Linked DNA regions of Homo sapiens: regions 2 and 3 are each linked to region 1. A link is a contact called in ENCODE Hi-C or POLR2A ChIA-PET data. All regions are on one chromosome and are shown on one strand. Each heading gives the region's core, a stretch centred on a gene start or an enhancer-like site at or near the end of the contact. The rest is flanking DNA. Distances are from core to core; before and after follow the strand shown. Region 1 holds the start of IFT43 (intraflagellar transport 43). Region 2 holds the start of CIPC (CLOCK interacting pacemaker). Region 3 holds the start of SAMD15 (sterile alpha motif domain containing 15).

The links. Hi-C counts contacts between places; a loop is a spot of excess contacts on that map. ChIA-PET counts read pairs that join two places held with the same protein, here RNA polymerase II (POLR2A). Pooled maps may share reads with other maps.
Region 2: a map of B cell shows a loop between it and region 1 (23-fold over the local background). The contact joins the promoter of CIPC here to the promoter of IFT43 in region 1. A Hi-C loop is called at or near these places in 4 of 168 maps with a recorded cell type or tissue (B cell, CD4-positive, alpha-beta T cell, CD4-positive, alpha-beta memory T cell and 1 more) and 7 of 50 pooled maps. POLR2A ChIA-PET finds 5 or more read pairs at or near these places in 1 of 52 experiments (Caco-2).
Region 3: a map of naive thymus-derived CD4-positive, alpha-beta T cell shows a loop between it and region 1 (13-fold over the local background). The contact joins the promoter of SAMD15 here to the promoter of IFT43 in region 1. A Hi-C loop is called at or near these places in 2 of 168 maps with a recorded cell type or tissue (Right ventricle myocardium inferior and naive thymus-derived CD4-positive, alpha-beta T cell) and 9 of 50 pooled maps.

What each region holds. Positions count from the first base shown.
Region 1 is chr14:75,984,408-75,987,291 of GRCh38, forward strand. IFT43 (intraflagellar transport 43) reads left to right here and starts at 1,356. Exons shown (of 9, transcript NM_001102564.3): 1 at 1,356-1,433. The coding sequence starts at 1,380. RefSeq lists an enhancer at 1,009-1,510 and a silencer at 1,337-1,646.
Region 2 is chr14:77,096,944-77,099,712 of GRCh38, forward strand. It overlaps CIPC (CLOCK interacting pacemaker), which reads left to right and starts at 1,315. Exons shown (of 4, transcript NM_033426.3): 1 at 1,315-1,418. LOC124903350 (a long non-coding RNA gene) reads right to left here and starts at 1,075. Exons shown (of 2, transcript XR_007064275.1): 1 at 933-1,075. RefSeq lists enhancers at 546-595, 957-1,786, 1,926-2,085 and a silencer at 776-925.
Region 3 is chr14:77,376,122-77,379,069 of GRCh38, forward strand. It overlaps SAMD15 (sterile alpha motif domain containing 15), which reads left to right and starts at 1,258. Exons shown (of 3, transcript NM_001010860.4): 1 at 1,258-2,948. The coding sequence starts at 1,298. TMED8 (transmembrane p24 trafficking protein family member 8) reads right to left here and starts at 973. Exons shown (of 6, transcript NM_213601.3): 1 at 815-973. The coding sequence starts at 932. RefSeq lists a silencer at 551-980 and an enhancer at 1,031-1,240.

The DNA.
Region 1 (2,884 bases), core at 106-2,605:
TGGAGCCTATATTTCATCTGTCTTGGATTTTTGGCAATGAGTGTTTCTTCAGATTAAAATCTAACAAAGTATTCTCACTGAGAAGCAAGTTAACAAAGGATCTTAGAGATAATCTCTAAAGTAATTACAAGGGAGGAAACTGATAGCGGAAAGGGCTCTGCTCTGACTACACAGGTAGTTTTCAGGAGAGCTAAGATGAGAACACAGCTCTTCTGATATCCAGGCCAGTGCTCTTGCTGTCACAGGCATGCTAACACACAGTCCTATCCAGTAACATGTGTGACTGAACTGAGTGATTTACTGGATATTTAAGAAATGCTTGCAATGAGGTTTCAGGGGTGCTACTCCCACTTCCGAATCCTTGCTTTTAACCTGTGTCCATCCAGGCCTTCCCCTCAACATAATACTGGAATGTTGTTTGCTTTCAGGGCTATCAGCCCATCTCCTATGGATCTCAGCCAACCAGTGTCAGGGACCTGGCCAGTGATATTGACTTGGAGATCTCATATGAAGAGTCAACAAAGACGCAACTTAAATGCCCCATTAGGCTGGGAATTTGTGGTACATCTCCCTCTGCCAGCCTAGGAGAATGGCTGGCACCCAGTAGTATGTGCTGGAGATAAATACTCCAGTAATGTCTGGTGTCAGAAGGGCATTTGGCTCTGCTGCTTGGCACTTAGGTGATTTTCCTCAAGCCCCTTCTTTGTACCTCAGTGTGCTTTATTGTTGTGTTAGAGATACTACTGCTACTCACTTTGCGGGATTATTGGGATTTAATGAGATATTGAATATTTGTACTTTTGAAAGTTATTACTACTCAGCTATTTGATGTGTTGATTCAGCCTCTCTGTAAACTTCTTGAAGGCAGAGATTATGTATATTGCAGTTTCCATAATTCATGGTAAACCATTTATTACACCTGATTCCCTGTTTTCTCATCTGTCAAATGGAAACAATACCACTTATCTTGCTTCCCACACAAGGTTGTTAATGCCCCTCACGTTAAGCCAATAACTGTGACGGCCTTCTGTACCTTGCAAAGAGCTGTACAAGTGGGAGGCATCAGTATAGCAGTAGTAGTGCTTTGCACTTAATATATTGATATATTTAAACAGAGCTACAAATACAGACAGTTCCTAACGACCAAATTATTTTACCGTCTCGCAGGAGCAGCGTTGGCGAGTTTTAATAACCGGAGGTTGCTTCCAGATGTCAAGCAAGGCAGATTTAAGAAAGATTCGGTAGTTTGGAGGATGGCACACAGAATCCAGGAACCATGCTGCGTACCCTTTAAAAATTGGGGTGGAGGGGCGGGGCTGTTAGCAGGGACGCGTCTGGGCCAGTCGGTTTCCAGGAAGTGACGTCAGGCGGCCGCGGAGATGGAGGATTTGCTCGACTTGGACGAGGAGCTTCGCTACAGCTTGGCTACCTCCGTGAGGACCAATTCGGGGGCCTTGGGGGCCAGGATTTGGCGGGTGGGGAGGAGCGACCCCGCCGGCCCCGACTTCTCTGAGGCGACTCAGGGCGGCAGGCCTCGCGCCGCGCCGGGTGAGGCCCAGAAGGAGGCAGCCTCACCGCCCCGCCCCCAGGCCACTGTGGGCTCCGCCGCTGCTGGCCTGGGGTTTGCTTTCTTTAAAATCCTCAGAAAGTAGAAAACACCCTGTCCCCGCCGGCGTCTAGGACCGTGGGAAATTTCCGAGCCTTTCTCCGTTTTCTAGAGCCCCGAGTGCGAACTTCCCCAGAACAGATCGATCACAGGGTGATAGGGGAGCCCCGGCCGGGGTCGCACTCGCTCCCATCCTAGAGTTTTTCCTTTGGGACACCTCGTCGCAGAAGTTCCTGCAAAAGCCGCACTGTTTTATGCATGGAAGGGAGGCAGGCAGGGACGGCCTTTCTTCCCGGTAATCCCCGTGGGGAGGTGGGAGTTAACCTCAGTTACCTCAGTAGTTAAGGAAACCAAGACCGATTTGTAACGTGAGGGAGTGATTAGGTGCTCAGGCACTGAGGCCAGATGGAGCATAGAGCTGTTGCCTGGGTTCAAAAAAAAAAAAAAAACCTAAAAAACGATTTAACCTTTCCGAGCCTTGGTTTCCTTATGCCTAGAATGGAGGTGTTACAGTGAAAAGGAAATGCAACAATACATGGGAAGCGTGTAACTCAGTGCTTGGCATATGTTATCACGGAAGAGGTCAGAAGAGGTTAGCTACTGCTGCCTATGAGGCTGTGGTTTACCCAGCGTTATAGTTAGTAAATAATGGAGCTAGATTCAAGACCCAAGTTCAGTGTCTACCTTCCTCCTTTGTAACCCCCATCAGGCCTTTTTATCTTTAAAACTGGTTAGGATCGCACTTACTAAAAGATTGGGCCCCAGAGCAAGTCTTTAGTGTCTGCTGTGAAATCTCTAAGTGTTTTGAAGGTCACCAGGCCTGCTGATACGTGAATGTTTTTTAGTACCTGGGGATGTGAATGTAGTTATTCATTCATTCAACAAATATTTATTGAGCCCCTACTGTGTATCAGGCAGTGTCCTAGGTGCTGGAGATACAGCAATGAATAAAGCAAAGTTCCTGCCCTCATGTGATTATGTTGTAGTGGGAGAAGATGGGCAATAAATAGACTACATTTAACATACACAAAAATCAGGCAGTAAAGAAGTTTTTCTACCCTATGGATCTATACAGGGTCTTCAAAAAGTTTAAAACCTTGAAATACTTAAAAATTATTAGAGAAAACACCTGTGAACAGCATTTAGCGACAAGATCATTGAATTTTTGTTTTAGCACAACCGCCATATGTAGGATGCTGTATTCAGATACTCAGTGCTGTGACAAATGGAAAAGGGCAACCATGGTGAAGGGATGGAATTGTCTGACTTGAGAAGAAA
Region 2 (2,769 bases), core at 65-2,564, 1.1 Mb after region 1:
TAAAAGGATGCATATAAAGCGGCCCGGCTCCTAATTACTTGGTAATTGTTAACTATTGCTTTCACTCTGTCCCCAAAACAAAAGCCTTACATGGTGTAGGCATATTACTTGTTGGTAAAGCTGACTACTAACAAGTACACCCATACCCAGTAATACATTAGAATTACCTGTGTCTAGAGGACTAACGTGATTAACCACGACCTAGCAGCACTTACAAAGGCCTGGATGACCAGTATAAAACAATTCCCCACTATCTAAATCAGCACTGTCCAATATAACTTTCTGCGATGCTGGGAATGGGCTATATATAATCTGCACTGTCCAATAAAGAGGTCACTGAGCTCCTGAAATGTGGCTAGTACAACTGAGAAACTTATCCAGTCGTTAGTGACCATCTTACTGGACAGCTCAGCTCTTGAATCTGCCTCGACCCGTCAACTCTTTAAACTCGCCCATGTCCTCTTTTTCACTAGCGAAATAATTCTTTTTCTAAGTAACCTTCACTGATTCAAGGCATCAGAACGTCAACTGATCCCAAGCCCTTTTTTTCTTTAGCTGTTACACACGTGTGTTCACCGTGAACCTTCACCAAGAAACAGCATCCATATAAAACCCATAGCACATGACAAAGTCAGTCAAACATCAAAGGTCATGAAATCATCTACTTAAAATAACTCATCGCGCCTCGACCTCGTGAAGCACGGTCTCGAGGGTGGACGGGAACAAAAAACAAACAGGGCGACAGGCGTAGAGAAAATGCGAGGAGCACGCGGGGAGGTCTGGCACCCCTGTCACGGCGACTCCAGGCTGAGGCCGCCCGCACGCCCGCTCTCCCACGCCGGGCACTGTCGCTCCCGGCACGCGCACAGGCCGGACACGACTCGCCCCGGCCCCCACCCCCAACGGCGGCACGGCGGCACGGCGGCACGCACCAAGACAGTGCGAGAGTCGCTCCTCTCTCTGTATCGACTCCAAGCCGGCCCCACCCCCGGCTCCTCTGAACCCCGCCTGGAAACCTTGCCCAAGCCGCTCATTGCTCAAGGCCCCCGTACAAAATGGCGGCGAGGCCTGAGGAACCAACCATAGAGACGCCCGCCGGCCGCGGACAGAGCGTAGGCCTCTGAGCGCTGGCCCCGCCCCGCGCCGGCCTGGTCTTCCGGCGGGGGCGGGGAAAGGGCGCATTTCCAAGGGCCCTTCTAGGAGAACAGCGTGCGGTCTCCATGGTGCCGGGTCATCCGAGTCGGGTCACGTGGCTGGCGAAAGCCGTCGCGGAGGCGTGGGGAGGAGAAATGGGCGGGAGGCTGTGGGGATAGCGAGACACCCAGCGACGACGAGGTTGTCATGGTGCCGCGGGGCCGTGCTCGCGCATGCGCCACCTGACCCACAGGCCGGTCGTGGAGCTGCGACCCCGGCCCTAGGTGAGAAAGGGAGGGCTCGGTCCGGGAGGAGGGGAGCAGGGATGACGGCGGGAGAGGGATTGGGCGAGGAGCGTGGGGAAAGGAGGTGGAAGTAGGGGAGAGAGGAAGAGGAGCGAGTAGGCAAGAGGGGCAAACCGGGACTTTCGGAGGACGGAGAGCCAAATGGTGGGAGCAGGGCTTTGGTTTGCTGTGAGGGGCGTGGGAGAGGGAATCGCGGGTGAGGAGGGGGCTGCGTGTGGGGAGGAGGCTTGTGTGAGGGGCAGGTGGGCCCTGGTCTAGCCCTGGGCGCAACCGCCAGCCGGCTGGGCGGGGAGAGAGCTTGGAGTCCAGCCCGGCTGGGAGCTGAGGGCCAAGCAATGGGCAGGTGAGTGGGCGCCAGAACTAGTAACTGGGCGAGGGTCCTGGGCTTCCGGTTTGAGGTCGGGGGTGGTACCCTGTTCTGGCTCCAGGGCACAGGTGTGCTGCCTTTTCCAGAGACCTGCCGTCACCCTCGTTGCTGGTTGTTTCCCCTGAGTGGCCAGCTTGCCAGGCTTGGTGTCGGGGGTAGTGTTTCTGGGGAGAAGGTGGGCAGTGCCAAGTAAGGAGTTAAGTGGTTAGTGGGTGGGTTCGGGGGAGCTCTGATCCCGGCCCAGGTCACAGGCTGGAGCTAGGCTCCCTGTTATTGCTCAAGTCCTGGCAGTATGCATTGCCTGGGCGTTTGCCCTGGAAGGCTGGTGGTATGCCAGTCACAGCACAGTACTAGGGTCTGCCCAGTTTTGCCCTGCTGAGCTGGCAGGCTGGTGGATGCCTGGAGGGTGCACATGCTGCCTGGCACAGATGCAACGTGGGCTGGTGCGAATGGGTAGGTGGGCACTGTTACTGTGAACTAATTGCAGCAGGGGATCGGAGAAAGTTCTCTAAGCTCATCTCCCCTTTGAAAGGTGAAAATAGAGCCAAACTGGTCTAAAACATAGGAAATTGTATGGAATTGGGGTTCAGGATCTTTGACACGAATTTTCAGCCAAGTTGGAGAAATGGAATGAATGTGGAAGGGAAGATGAATATTAGACATTTAGGTAGACAGGGTTTTTCCACTGTTAAGATACCCAGACATTCTCCCAGAATGGTATCCCTGAATATGCAGGCCAAAAGAAAATGACTTCGGAGAAAAGCTAGTAATGTATTTATAATTCTAACGGGGATTACTCAAGGTTTTCTTTCTGTGACCTTATCACTTTATTGTATTTAAGCCTCTGGTTGGGCTTTTACCTCACACTTCTGTCCAGGCACACATGTTATACACGTGACACATTTTAAAGGGAACTTGAGCTTCCAGGAATGTTGCCAAGTGTCTATAAAAGGAGAGATCTGA
Region 3 (2,948 bases), core at 8-2,507, 1.4 Mb after region 1:
GTGTGGTGTTCAGGAGGCTGAAAGAAGAAAGTGTGATGGATGGACTCTTTTGTCTTTGGACACTGAAATAATACACACGGAGGAACTCGCGTTAGTAGAAATGGAGACGTCGTCCTGGACAAGAAGAGGATGAGGGTCTTGAGAATGAGGGAGGTAGGCCAAATTTTTAATTCCTGCTCTTGCTTTGGCTACTGTGTTCAAGCAAAAGACCCCAGACACTACCTATTTCAACTCTGCTTTTCATTTTTCCCACTCTAAGCGATGGAGAGGATGGCAGCAAGGCCAGGGGGCCTATGTGCAGGAAGGCTAGGGCGCAGTGGGCTTCTGGCAGAGGAAGGCAAGGCTGCCAACCCGGGTGGGGGCCGAGAGGCGCGTGGTAAGGCTGGGGCAGGGGACTGAGATGGGGATAGGGTGGGGAGCCAGAAGCAGGGGGCGGCGAGGCCAGTAGGGTTCGGGTCGGCAGTCTAGATGTGATTAGCAGACGGAGGTGGGACCCGAACCCCGGCTGAAGCTGAAACTGAAGCTGAAGAGGCGCCAGGGGCAGAGCCACCCTGTCACTACCATTTGGGCAGATCTCAGAAAGGAAGCGGGGCAGGAATCAAGGCATTTCGAAACAGGAGTGAGTAGAAAATAACCTCGAGCCCAGGGCCCGGGTGGTGGCAGCGGCGGGGAAGGGGCCCCGCGCGCGAAGGGGCTGCCGAGGTGGGTCCGCTCCGCGGGGAAGCCCAGGACAGAGCGCGGCGGAGGCTCGCGCCGTGGTGCGGGGCCCTGAGGCCGGGCGGCACCCACCCGCCAGCGCCCCGGCCTTGCGTACCTGAGGCGGCCGCCTGGCTCCCCTCCACTCCCTGGCAGTCCCCGACGCCGCCAGCCGACCCTGGGCGGGCTGTGGGGCTCCAGGAGCCCGGCCCCTCAGCCGCCTGCAGGTCAGACATCTGCAGCCCGCGCACGGAGCTCTCCGCTGCCAGCCGCGAGTGGCTCCGGAAACAGCCGAAGGCCGAGCGAGCGCCGAGCACAGCCGAGCGCAGCCTGCAGGCCGGAAGAAGCGGCGCGGCGGCCGCTTGAAAAGCTAGCTGACCCAGGGGCGGCCACAGGAGCTCTGGCCCGCTGAGGCTGGCGATGAGGCCGCAGGGAGGGTTACTGCGTGCTTGTGACAGACGATTTTTAAAGTCAGGGCTTGAAAGAACAAACAAAACCTGGGGAAGAGTCAGGAAGACACTGCCGGAAATCGTGGTATCCATAGAGACGCTATCGGAAGTTGGGGTTGCTAGGAAGCCGCGGCGCGTCTGCTAAGCTGCAAATGGCTGAAGTCCCGGAGGATTATGATTCCGGCCCAGATGAAGATGGAGAGCTGGAGCCTGAGAGGCCTGAACTGCCTGGACTTCATAAATTGTATGAAAATGCCGAACCAGACACCATGGCAAAGGCAGACTCGAAGCTACCAGCAGAGATTTACCAAGAGCCACAGCCAGAGACCGAGGAAGAGGACTTCAAAGAGGGGGAGCCAGACAGTGCTAAGAACGTGCAGCTGAAACCTGGCGGGACGTCCCAGGAAGGAATTGCCAAGGAGTCCAAGAGAGACGTACCAAGCGAAACTGAACCAGGGATACACCAAGAGGTAAAGTCGGAAACATCCAGAGAGATGGGAGAGTTTTTCAAAGATTTGGAGGCCCCTATGGATGAAACGCATAAAGAGTCAGACCTAGAGCCACCAGAGGAGGCTAAACCAAATGTTACAGAGGATGTGTTCCTAGAGTCAGCTATGGAAACAGATCCAGATCCAGTGCCACCAACGGAAACCATGTCTGAGGTTTCGGGGGCCACAGTCAGAGAGAGAAATTTAGAATTACTAGAGGAGGAGACTGAACCGGGGGTTCCAGAGGAATCACTTAGAGTGCAACATGAAGAGACAGGTCTAGAGCCTCCAGAGCAGACCAAACAAGATTTTCCAAGTGAGAAACTAGGAGAATCACTTGAAGAGACAGATCTTCAGCCACCAAAGATGACCAAACCAGAGACTCCAGAGGAGACACAAAGAGAGTCAACTGAGAAGAAAAGGACAGAGCCACCCGAGCAGGCTAGACTGGAATTTCTGGAGAAGGAACCAAGAAAGTCTAGTGAGGAGGCAGGTCTAGAGCCTCCAGAAGAGACTCAACCAGAGGTTCCAGAGGAGATGCAAAGAAAGGCAACTGAGGAGAAAGGGACAGAACTACCTGAGCGGACTAAACCAGACTTTCCAGACCACAAGCCAAGAAAGTCTACTGATGAGAACGTTCCTGAGCCACTAGAAGAGATCAAATTAGAGTTTCCTGAGGAAGAATCAAGAAAAACAAATGAGGAAACAATTCTAGAACAATCAGAAATGATGAAACCAGAAAGTCCAGAAGAGATAAGAAAGTCAAATGAGAAAAAAAATCCACAGCCACCAGAGGAGACTGGTCCAGTGCTACCACAGGAGATCAACCCACAAGTTGAAGAGAAAACACAAACAAAGCCAACTGAGAAAATTCTAGAGTTACCAGATGAAACCAAACCAAGGGAGACACATGTAGAATTTTCCAAGGAAGACAGGCCAGAACCAATAAAGTCTAAGTATTCTGTAGGAAACGATGAGCTAGAGCACCGTGAGCCTAAAAGAGGAAAGTTGTCACTAAGTGACAAATTTAGAAAAGAATATTACGCATTAGGATCTCTCAGAGAAAGTGAAGAATCAATTGGTACACATTATGAGTTTTTGCAACCACTCCAAAAATTGCTTAATGTCAGTGAAGAATGCTCATACTCAGATCCCTCAGAGTCTCAGACAGAATTAAGTGAGTTCGTTCATGAAAAGGAAGTTGTAGATTTGTCCCAAGAGTTGAAGGAACGGGTCTCTGAAGATGACGAAACCCAGCCAGAAAAAGGGACTGAGTTACAATTTGAGCATCTTAATTGGGATCCAGAGGAAGTTG